Linked DNA regions of Mus musculus: region 2 is linked to region 1. The links are chromatin loops, found by intact Hi-C in ENCODE. Cell type or tissue: left cerebral cortex. All regions are shown on one strand. Links, peaks and the distances in the headings refer to the core of each region. The heading gives the core; the rest is flanking DNA.

What was found. A loop is a pair of places that touch in the nucleus more often than their neighbours do. Peaks named below come from ENCODE experiments on the same cell type or tissue, not always from the same donor. Only the 100,000 strongest peaks of a DNase experiment are listed, where the experiment ranks them.
Region 2: a loop joins it to region 1, with 3 times the contacts of the local background. A loop is called at or near these places in 1 of 42 quality-filtered maps.

Annotation. Positions count from the first base shown.
Region 1 is chr14:67,991,030-67,996,737 of GRCm38, forward strand. No RefSeq gene overlaps it. Among named protein-coding and RNA genes, the nearest start is that of Gm41189, 42 kb to the right of the region's middle. In left cerebral cortex, for the core only: a CTCF peak has its summit at 2,282 (motif pointing right); DNase peaks (open chromatin) are centred at 2,340 and 2,726; H3K4me3 peaks cover 348 bases; H3K27ac peaks cover 1,207 bases.
Region 2 is chr14:68,082,739-68,088,446 of GRCm38, forward strand. Nefl (neurofilament, light polypeptide) reads left to right here and starts at 1,125. Exons shown (of 4, transcript NM_010910.2): 1 at 1,125-2,271; 2 at 3,236-3,360; 3 at 3,749-4,068; 4 at 4,570-5,708. The coding sequence starts at 1,225. The coding sequence ends at 4,709. In left cerebral cortex, for the core only: a CTCF peak has its summit at 2,383; DNase peaks (open chromatin) are centred at 1,098, 1,583 and 2,381; H3K4me3 peaks cover 2,421 bases; H3K27ac peaks cover 1,566 bases.

The DNA of each region.
Region 1 (5,708 bases), core at 220-5,219:
AAAACCAAGTGTAAGTGGTTGGTGAAGGGTGAAGGTCGTGGGGTGAAGGGTGAAGAGTTGAGTTATCTGTTTTTTTTTTTAAAGGTTTATTTATTTTATTATACATAAGTACACTGGTCTTCAGCCACACCAGAAGAGGGCGTCAGATCTCATTACAGATGGTTGTGAGCCACCATGTGGTTGCTGGGATTTGAACTCAGGACCTCTGGAAGAGCAGGCAGTACTCTTAACCATCTCTCCAGCCCTGGATTGTCTTTTTAGGTAAGAGGTTTATTGAAAGAGTCCGTAACAACAAAGATGGACAGACAGCAGCAGTGTTTGAACGTCTGAGGAGGTTCAGGTACACATGGCAGAGTGGGATTTCCTTCTTTGGGGTATCAGAAGAAGTGGGGGAGGCTCTATGCCCTCTGAGACTGACAGGTTCTATAGCATATGTTTGCAGTCCCAGTGCCTCAGGCTCATCCACTCATTTCTGGATGGCCAGAGGAAAGAGAGGGAATCCATTAGTCTGGAGCCAGTATGTAAAATCGTTTTTGGGGGTGAGGAGAGCAAGAATCTGGAAAGACAAGCTCATGGAGGAAGGTTACTAGATGGAGTGACCCTGGCTGACCACTGGCATGGGAAAGTATTGTTATGTGCACCTGGGGGGGGGGGGGATGAGTTGCATATTGTTTTATTAATTTCAATTTTTTTTATTTTTAATCTTTTGTGTGTAAGGGTGTTTTGCTTCCATGTATGCCTGTTCACCATTTGTGCCCACAGAAGCCCAAAGAGGATGCTAGATCTCCCGTAACTGGAGTTCCAGGTAGTTGTGAGCTGTCCTGCGGAAGCTGGGAGTGGAACCCCGGTCCTCAAGAAGAGTAGCCAGTGCTCTCAATGGCTTAGCCATCTCTCCAACTCATGGTGCATATAGATGCTAGGGAACTTCTTACGTTGCATAAGTATTATCACCTGAGGCTGTCAATCACCACATAGCTGTTTCTATTCCATCCACACTCTCACCCTAGCTGCACTCACCATCTCCCTCGCTCTGTTAACTCCAGACCTCCTTAGCTCTTTGAGAACCTGCCTTTGCATTGTAAGGCAAAGGCAACACAGTCTCTTATCAGAGAACGGGGTGGGGGGGGGTTACAGAGGGCGAATGTTTAGCTGAAATGATCCTCAGAGAGTCAAGAACACAGAAGACTCAGGTGTCAGTCCCTCCCGTCCCTCTCAGACTTCATCCACACCAGAAATCTAAAGTAAGGCACGTGGGTGGAGGGGACCAGAAGTCACGTGACCAGATCATTGGTTCCTGAGACACAAGACAGAATCCAGTCTCATCTTCTAAGGTGACAGTTAGCTACCTGGAGGAGCCTTACTGTAGGTGCTTATTATGTGCATAGCAGTTAACTGACTTTCTATCCATGTGGAGTTTGTCATATATATCTTAATAACCATTGTCGATCCTGGAAAATTATGTATCATCAGGTGTGTGATGGTCTCAGTTACCTCGAAGTCACAATAGACAGCTGTTTCAGCAAGCTGTAAAACCTGTGTGTCTAGGATGTCACTTAGCTGGTGTCTTTTCTTCTTTATTTTGAACATTCATCTCAAGGTGTAATGTAAGGGAAAAGCCTGCCTAAATCCACCAACATTTTTTTTCTGTCAGTCTAGTTTAGGAGGACCTAAGATGTTGTCTAAGTGAAGAGACACCATGATCACAGCTCTTATGAAGGAAAACATTTAACTGGGGCTGGCTTACAGTTTCAGAGGTTTAGTCCATTTTAGTCATGGTAGATATTGGTATTGAAGGAACCAAGAGTCCTATATCTTGATCCACAGACAGCAATAGGAGATTGCCACACTAGGCATAGCTTGAGCATAGGAGAACTCAAAGCTCGCCCTTCTAGTGACACACTTCCTCTAACAAGGCCACACCTACTCTAACAAGTCCATACCTATATCTCCTAATAGTTCCACTTCCTATGGGACAATCATTCAAACACATGAGTCTATGGTGGCCGTCCCTATTCAAACTACTGCAGATGTCATCTCTGTCTCTATATAACGTGTACAACCTTTAAGGGTTGTACTTCTCAATAAAACCCCAATAAAAACTTCCTGATGACAGAGTCAAAAGTGTTTCCACATCAAACTTGGAAAAGCACCCTAAATATACCTTACCCCACCGGAGCAGGTACCTCTGCGGAGGTAGGTATTACATACATTTTTGAATATGAAGACTTTCTTCCTGAATATGCAGACTTAGAGAGACCTCAGCATCTTGCAGTGGCGCCATTTGACCACAAGGTGGCAGAACCCTCCAAACATATGAACTGGAAAGCTATTTAGGCCATTTGCTCTAATCCCACGCATTACCCACGGACATGGGTAATTTTTCGGCTCTCATTCTGTGGGCACTGTCATTGGCTATAGTAAGAATTAGCCTACGATCAAATGCTCAAATAAAGCCAAACTCTGAGATTCTCACCCTTTTATTTTCTGCCTGATGCTTCGCTTCCTTCTTAACAGGACAAGGGGGAGGGAGACACAAGCCCGAGCATCCCAGAAGGGGCTAGAACATTCGGCTCTGCCGTGATGAGTTAGTTTGACAAGCTAAATGATGATCCAACAGGAATGGGGGCATATTAATATCGTTGTTTCCATTTTGGGCCTTTTCTTGCAGGTTGTAAGATACAGTACTCTGCAGCAGCGCCTACACGGGGCTATCACAGAGCCCTGCTATTTTAATCGGCCTAATTGGGTTTCTCATCTCTGTTAGGAGAGCTGGAAGGTGTGGGAAGATGAAAGAGGCGTGGAAAGACACTTAATTGGCTCTGTGTTCCATATATCTTTATGTAACCGCGAGGAGATCTTATATAAAGAACGCGTAGAGGGAGAAGAGGGAAGTGGGGGTACAGCTGATGGACGGACACTCTCTAGGCACCCAGCTTGCATGAACATTTCAGCCAGCAGTGACAGAGCAGAGAAACCTGCCTCAGAAGGCGCTTGTCTCCTATCTCTCAGATGATTCGCGTTGCTTCTACTTGTAGAGATTTTGCCACACAAGGTTAAGTAAATCTTGGCAAGACATCACGATCATAGCAGAAAACATTCCCAGTTAGTGTGAAAATAAGAAAGCAAAGCCATATGGATTCAGGACGTGTGTGTGTGTGTGTGTGTGTGTGTGTGTGTGTTTATAGGACAGAGGTTGACATTACGCATCTTCCTTTGTTCTCTCCTACTTTGCTTTTTAAAGACAGGCTTTCTCAAAGAGACCCTGAAGCTCCCAGATTGGGCTTGATTGGCTAGCCAGCAAGCCCAAGGACTCTCATGTCTTCTGTGTGTCTCTAGTGCTAGGATTACAGGTGTCTGCTAGCATTCCTAGCTTTTAAATGTGGGTTCTAGGCATTCAAATTCAGGTCCTGTGATATATGATCCCGGGATAAGCAGCACTTCACCAATAGAGATATCCCCCAGGCTCAAGGGCTTTCTTGAATATTCTGCAGATATGCTACGCTGTGTCTGAAAGCTCTTTGACCCAAGCTTTAGGAATTACTTGTTTCCCATTAACCACTTTGCCTCTGATGAATTATTGAAACAGTGCCTCGTTTAAAGAAAGCAGAATTTGCGTCTTTTCTCCCCCAGGTATTAATCTAAGGCCACCAGGAGCTCTTGGCCTAATCAAAGCTCACCAAGGTCCTGCTGCTTGCAGGCTGGGGGCGGCTTGAGAGCCCTGGGTTCAGGGGAGGTGCTGGGACAGCCTTGGCTCAGCCAGGTGCTGCACTGCAGAGCTCGCTGCAGTCAAGCCTGCAGCAGGCCAGCCAGTTCAGCCCTGTTAAAGTCACAGCGCTGACTTATCTGTTTTACTGGCCACACCCAGGATGCTACTAATGGTTGAAGAGCCAGCTTCCTTTGGGGCTCCACTAGTCAGTCCAAGCTCCAGGGCTGTAGTCTGAGGAGGGGGAGGGAGAGATTTTTAGATTATATTTCTTAACAGCATTGTTACACTATCCTGGCTGCTGAAAACTCAGCCTTATTTCCAGGGTAAAATTCTTCTTATATTCTCACCTATGTAGCCAAGCCCATTTTAACTTGTGTGGGGACCCCTAGAAAGAGTTATTCTTCCTGAGTTAGTGACCACAGGGCCCAGAAAAGGGAGCAGGGTCTCGCCATTCATTGCCAAGTTGCTTGGCAGGAAGTTCCTTTTATAATTCCCACATTCATCTCACCTGTACCTAAGCTAGACCATTGGACAGACCTGGTCACAGAGAAGAAACACAGGGACCAACAGAACTCTTTTTTCTCCATGTGGTATTTAAAGGATGCAGAGGTCCAGTGTTTTCTTCCTCAGTAGGGGGATAGATCACTGGTAGCATATTTATATAAGACAATAGAACACAATCATCAAAAAGGCTCTCTGTTTTACTTTTTTATTGAGAATCTCATATTCATATACAAGGAAACATGATCATACACACCCCTCTACGTCTCCCCTTCAACTCTCTATATCCCCCCACCCCCAACACTGCCTCTCCCATCTTCCCGTCTTCTTTTCTCTTGGTGTGTCATAACCCACTAATTCTGATTGGTGTTGTGCATATGTGCCTGGGAACCCACAGTGGCCACACCCTCAGGGAAGAATGATATCCCCCTCCCTCAGCACCTACCAACTGTCACTAGCTCTGCAGCAAGGGGTGGGGCGTAGATAGTCCCGAGCCCTGAATCTGCTCCTTTCCCAGTACACAGCCGTAATGAACTGTCATCTTTTTTTGTTTGTTTGCTTTGTTTTCTGAGACAGGGCTTCTTTGTGTAGCTTTGGCTTGTCCTGGAACTCACTCTGTAGATCAGGCTGTCCTTGAACTCATAGAGATCTGCCTGCCTCTGCCTCCCGAGTGCTGGGATTAAAGGGGTGTGCCACCACTACCTGGATGAACTTTCATCTTTTCACTCAAGAGTCTTCTCTTGGCATATTCACTTTTTTTCTTGTGTGTTGAGGAAACTATTAGGTAAGATAGAGTTAATTTTATCATAAGCACTGAGGTACTGTGACAGTTGGATAACTCGTGTGTACTAGCCCATCAGGAGGGTAGAATATACAGTGCATATACCCTGGAACAGGATGATGATTTATGTCCTGGGCAGGTTAGGGCAGTATGTCTTGAGATTCCCCTGCGATATTCAGAATGTTGTGCAATTGAAAACTTAAGGAGTAGGTTACTTCTGGAATTTTCCATTTGATATATTCAGACTGCCATGATCACAGACTGAAACACAGAAAGCAAAAATACATATAGAAGCCTGGATTTTAGGCCCTCCGGTTTATTTATTAATTTACAGCCTGCCCTTAAGGCAATCAAACAGATTCTTTCATAGACACAGAACACACAGGAAAGGCAGGTGTTGAATAATGCAGGCAGAGGAAAGGGCACAGGCAAAGTGGAACAGGTGAAAAAGGCCTGGCATAAAACATTCTTGCCAAGAGAGGAAGGGAGGAATGCTTCCAGGACCAGGGTTTATGGATAGCTTTAAAGGTGTGGCAGGGAGCAGGAAAGACTGCAGGGCTACCTGCTACAGCCTTCTGCGGAGCAGTGTGTTTAACTTCTTGTAGCAGGCTTAAGAGGGTGCAGCTCATAGTAACCCAGACTTTAGGCCCTCTCTCTGGTTAAGGCTATGTGCTGATGGAAAATCCAAATATAGCTAGGAACATCAACAGCCCTTTGGTG
Region 2 (5,708 bases), core at 434-5,433, 92 kb after region 1:
TTCCTAAGTGTATCTATTATCTGTGAATTTCAGCAGGCTCCATGCAGCGTTCTCTTCCTGAAGACCACACCCAGAGCGGGTAGCCCTTTGCAGCAGTCTCTCTCTCTCTCTCTCTCTCTCTCTCTCTCTCTCTCTCTCTCTCCCCATCTACCTTCATGGCTTGTTGAAACCATCAGGTTGGGGTACCACACAGGTGTTAAAAAGAGGAGAAGAGGCTTTTGAGGCGTTGGAAGTATGAATAGCTCAGTGAGGATAAAGGCACCCTGAAGTTCTCCCGCGGCCGAGCGCGCCCGTCTTTTGCCTTGCAAATCTTTACCTGGCTGGTTCCAACCCCTCCTAAGCATTCCCGACTACATTTCTCACAAAGAAAGGGGAAATTCTATGAAAGGTGTCAGACAAATTAACTGCTGTAAAGGTTTTAAAATGCCAAAATGAACACCCGCTGTCCTGCGGTTCCAATGGTGTGTAGTGGTGCAATTTCCCTATGTATTGAGAAGAAGAGTAATACGGAAAGAAATAGAAATAAAAATAAAAGGAGGCAGGAGAAAGTGGGGCGAATTTAAGAAAACGTCAGAAAATAGCTACAAAGACATGCAAAACTTTTCCTGCAGTAATGCCGCAAGAACATTAGCTATTGTCAGCAACCCAAACGTGCTGCTTAAACACGAATCAGGGTGCTTGAGAGGGTCCCTGAGGCAAAAAGGGAAAGCTGGGAGTGGGGTGGGGTGGGGTGGGGTGGGGTGAAGGTGTCTTTGTGACATTGGATGTTAAAAGTTGATGTGTCAGTAGGGATCGCGAACCTTTTTATTTGGAACATTTAAGAGTCCTAGTGATGTGGGCTTTAGGTATTAAGAGGCAGGATGGGACGGGGGAATAGGAAAGGAAAAGAATAAGCAGGGAAGTTATGGGGGTCTCAGAGAAAGTAGGGGTCCTCATAGAAAAGCGGCCAGGCTGGAGCCGCAGCTCGCTAGCCTTCTGTCGTTCGCCCCCGCCTTTGCTTTTGCGCAGAATCCTCCCCTTGGCTGCAGCAACGCGCTGCCCCCACTGGCCTGCGCACGGCGATCGATCACAGTCTGCGTCAGAGTCCCGGCGTATAAATAGAGGTGGCAGGACCGCGCCGAGCCGCACACAGCCATCCATCCTCCCCTTTCCCTCTTCTCCCCCGTTCTTCTCTCTAGGTCCCCCATCTCCGCCCCGGGCCTGAGGGGCGCACCGGCCGCCACCATGAGTTCGTTCGGCTACGATCCGTACTTTTCGACCTCCTACAAGCGGCGCTATGTGGAGACGCCCCGGGTGCACATCTCCAGCGTGCGCAGCGGCTACAGCACGGCGCGCTCCGCGTACTCCAGCTACTCCGCGCCGGTCTCCTCCTCGCTGTCCGTGCGCCGCAGCTACTCGTCCAGCTCTGGCTCTTTGATGCCCAGCCTGGAGAATCTCGATCTGAGCCAGGTAGCCGCCATCAGCAACGACCTCAAGTCTATCCGCACACAAGAGAAGGCACAGCTGCAGGACCTCAACGATCGCTTCGCCAGCTTCATCGAGCGCGTGCACGAGCTGGAGCAGCAGAACAAGGTCCTGGAAGCCGAGCTGTTGGTGCTGCGCCAGAAACACTCTGAGCCTTCCCGCTTCCGCGCCCTGTACGAGCAGGAGATCCGCGATCTGCGGCTGGCAGCGGAAGACGCCACTAACGAGAAGCAGGCGCTGCAGGGCGAGCGCGAGGGGCTGGAGGAGACTCTGCGCAACCTGCAGGCTCGCTATGAGGAAGAAGTGCTGAGCCGCGAGGACGCCGAGGGCCGGCTGATGGAAGCGCGCAAAGGTGCGGATGAGGCCGCGCTCGCCCGCGCCGAGCTGGAGAAGCGCATCGACAGCCTGATGGACGAGATAGCTTTCCTGAAGAAGGTGCACGAGGAAGAGATCGCCGAGCTGCAGGCTCAGATCCAGTATGCTCAGATCTCCGTGGAGATGGACGTGTCCTCCAAGCCCGACCTCTCCGCCGCTCTCAAGGACATCCGCGCTCAGTACGAGAAGCTGGCCGCCAAGAACATGCAGAACGCCGAAGAGTGGTTCAAGAGCCGCTTCACCGTGCTAACCGAGAGCGCCGCCAAGAACACCGACGCTGTGCGCGCTGCCAAGGACGAGGTGTCGGAAAGCCGCCGCCTGCTCAAGGCTAAGACCCTGGAGATCGAAGCCTGCCGGGGTATGAACGAAGCTCTGGAGAAGCAGCTGCAGGAGCTAGAGGACAAGCAGAATGCAGACATTAGCGCCATGCAGGTATAGTACGGTTTAAGCTCAGTGGGGGTGGGGAGGTCCACGGTAGGGGCGGCGGCGGGGGGGGGGGGAGTCAGGGTGTACCCAGAGAGTGAACGCTAGGGGGTTCTAGAGCACAGAGCAGCTATCAGAGGGCTTGGCTTCCGAGAGGTTGTGGAAAGGATGGGGCATTTGGAGGGGGCGGGGCGCGACTGCTGCCTGGGGATTGCTTGTTCTGGTTGAATCAGGGTTGTTAGGGGTGAGTTGGGAGGAAGGGGCGGAGGGAGTCGGAGTTGGGCGTTGCCAAGTAATGCCTTCTCTTTACTGACAACCCTTAACTCCCAAGTTACCCTCAGTACTTCCTGGATCTCCTGGTTAATAAATATGCCTGCTAGCTCTCACTAGTTTTGGGCCACCCAGCCTTGGGATAGTTTTTTTTTTTAATAGGGACACAAGAATACAGTCACAATATTTTAGCAATTAATCACTGCAGTCCATTAAAAAAAAAGTTCTTCATCTTTGGCGGGGGGAAGCATTTTAGACAAACAGCTACACAAATATATATAATTTAATTTTTATTTATATATTTATTTAGACAAACACACACACACTATATATATATTCCCCTTCCCAAATGCGACCTGGCTAAAAGAAATGTGACAAGGGTGGTTAATAATAATAATAATATCATCATCAATTTGGTAGTTTTAAAAGACAGCTTACCATAATCAATTGAGAACAATTTTCAAAATTGTTCACATCAGTCTACTCCCCTCCTCTTCCTCCTCTCCTTCTCTTGCTTCACTAGACTGGGCATTTTAGGCCAACCCCTCCCCCTATGCCCCACCCCACCCCATTATTTTAAGGGAGATTTCTGGAAGGTGTACACTTTGGAGTTAACTAAGACCAGAACTTATCATGGATACTACAGTAAAACAAATGCAGTAGAGATTTGTGTTTTGAATTTTTTAAAACAATCTTCCTACAGGACACAATCAACAAACTGGAGAATGAGCTGAGAAGCACGAAGAGCGAGATGGCCAGGTACCTGAAGGAGTACCAGGACCTCCTCAATGTCAAGATGGCCTTGGACATCGAGATTGCAGCTTACAGGTAACATCAGGGTGGTGCTGGCAGTGGGCATGGCGGCTCAGGACAGAGCAGATGACCCAGTCAGTGCAGTTATAGTGAGTCCCACGTGCTCTAGAATAGTCCTACTTTGGTCTTCCTCCAAGAGGGTACAAATGTGTAGGGAATTAACCCTGAAGTAACATAAGCCCTGTTCTTAGCATTCATATTTTAAACCTAATAGGGATGCATAGAAGGTCTTTTTGGGTGGGGTCTCTCGTGAACTCCTTATTAAATTTTGATTATGCCTAACCGTATTTGTTCTTGTATTTGCCTTTGAGGTTGGTTGTAGAGGAAAGTAATGAATGTGGGCTTAGAGCAATGAACACATCCAGCCTTGCTCTAACTGTACTCTTCATTCCCTCTCCACCAGAAAACTCTTGGAAGGCGAAGAGACCAGGCTCAGTTTCACCAGCGTGGGTAGCATAACCAGCGGCTACTCTCAGAGCTCGCAGGTCTTCGGCCGTTCTGCTTACAGTGGCTTGCAGAGCAGCTCCTACTTGATGTCTGCTCGCTCTTTCCCAGCCTACTATACCAGCCACGTCCAGGAAGAGCAGACAGAGGTCGAGGAGACCATTGAGGCTACGAAAGCTGAGGAGGCCAAGGATGAGCCCCCCTCTGAAGGAGAAGCAGAAGAGGAGGAGAAGGAGAAAGAGGAGGGAGAGGAAGAGGAAGGCGCTGAGGAGGAAGAAGGTATGAAAAGCATTAAAAAAAAACCCTTTCAGAATCTCTATTGCAAATTGGCTGTGGATTTTTATTGGGAGATCCATGACCTATGCAGGCTTTGCTTATCTAAATTCTATGTGAGCTTTGCAGTCATAAACAGTGCACATTTAACGAGAACACACACGTTTAGTAAGCACAGATGGTAAATTATAAAACGTTCATGTACACTCATTTAACACAGTGGTTTGGTACCCAAAGGAACATTTGATGTTGGCCAAAAGACAAAGAGTTGATTGCGCCCTAAAGAACATCAGTGCCAGACATATGAAATTACTGAGGGCAGCTCTTGGAGAGGAGATGAGCTTCCAGTACCTGGAAGCAACCTCCTTTTACATATCCTTTAGGAGAGTGGGGCCAAGAAGTTTTTAGACACAGTCTGACAATAGTGATTATTAGCCCACAAAGCCTCAGTAGAAATGGTTTGCCTAGACCTACCCTGGAGTTTTGTATTTTCTTTTTATGTTCAAGCTGCCAAGGATGAGTCTGAAGACACAAAAGAAGAAGAAGAAGGTGGTGAGGGTGAGGAGGAAGACACCAAAGAATCTGAAGAGGAAGAGAAGAAAGAGGAGAGTGCTGGAGAGGAGCAGGTGGCTAAGAAGAAAGATTGAGCCCTATTCCCAACTATTCCAGGAAAAGTTCTCCCCAATCAGGTCAACCTCATCACCAACCAACCAGTTGAGTTCCAGATCCTATACAAATTAAGAAGTCAATACATGTATAATTCTGAGATGACTTAGGTTGGACTTTCAATGTTGTGCTATGAATTTCCTCCTTACGCAGAGTATCTGTTTGCTTGCAGAGTGGCTTTCTGGCTTGCTGCCAGCCTGTGCATGGTCCATGCTTATGAGTTCAGGATCTATGGCAATGTGAATCACACAGATGTTTACAATAATAATAAAAAAAAAACCACACACACAACACGAATAAATGAATTCACTAATGTTCATGTGCAACCTCATGGGAAAAATAGTAACTTGAATCTTCAGTGGTTAGAAATTAAAGACCTCGAGTTATGTGCAATAAATAGTAAATAAAGTTACACTGAATGACATATTTTGCTGTGGTTTTTACTTAATTAAAGTACCTTAAATAAGGCACCAACATAAACCATAGGTAAGTGGACGACTGACCTCCAGTTTTTTATAAAGTAAAAGTTGTAGTGAGTGCAGTAGATAATTGGACATTCTGAGGGATAGACAAATAGGTCAAGTCTAGAAAATATTTCAAACGTTACTGATAATAAATATGAATGAGACCATTCATAAATAAGAGCGTCATTCAGCATGCAAAACACACAATGCTAGCTGGAGGGATGGCTTCCTAAAAGACGGTTTTGAAATTATGATGGACTATTATATAGTAGTGCAACCTGGATGGACTATGAATCCCACACAGTTGTCACGGTGGTTACATTTTTAATATATCCTTGAATATCGGGCATAAATTGAAACCTGAGCCCATGATACAATTAAGAGGAATGTCATGGGGGGGCGGAGAGGAGTAAGATTATCAGAGGTTATCTGCCACTGCAAACATGTTGCCTGGAATCCTGAGCTCATGAATGGTGTGTTGTCTGCTTAATTCTACTGCCTCACATAATTGCCTTT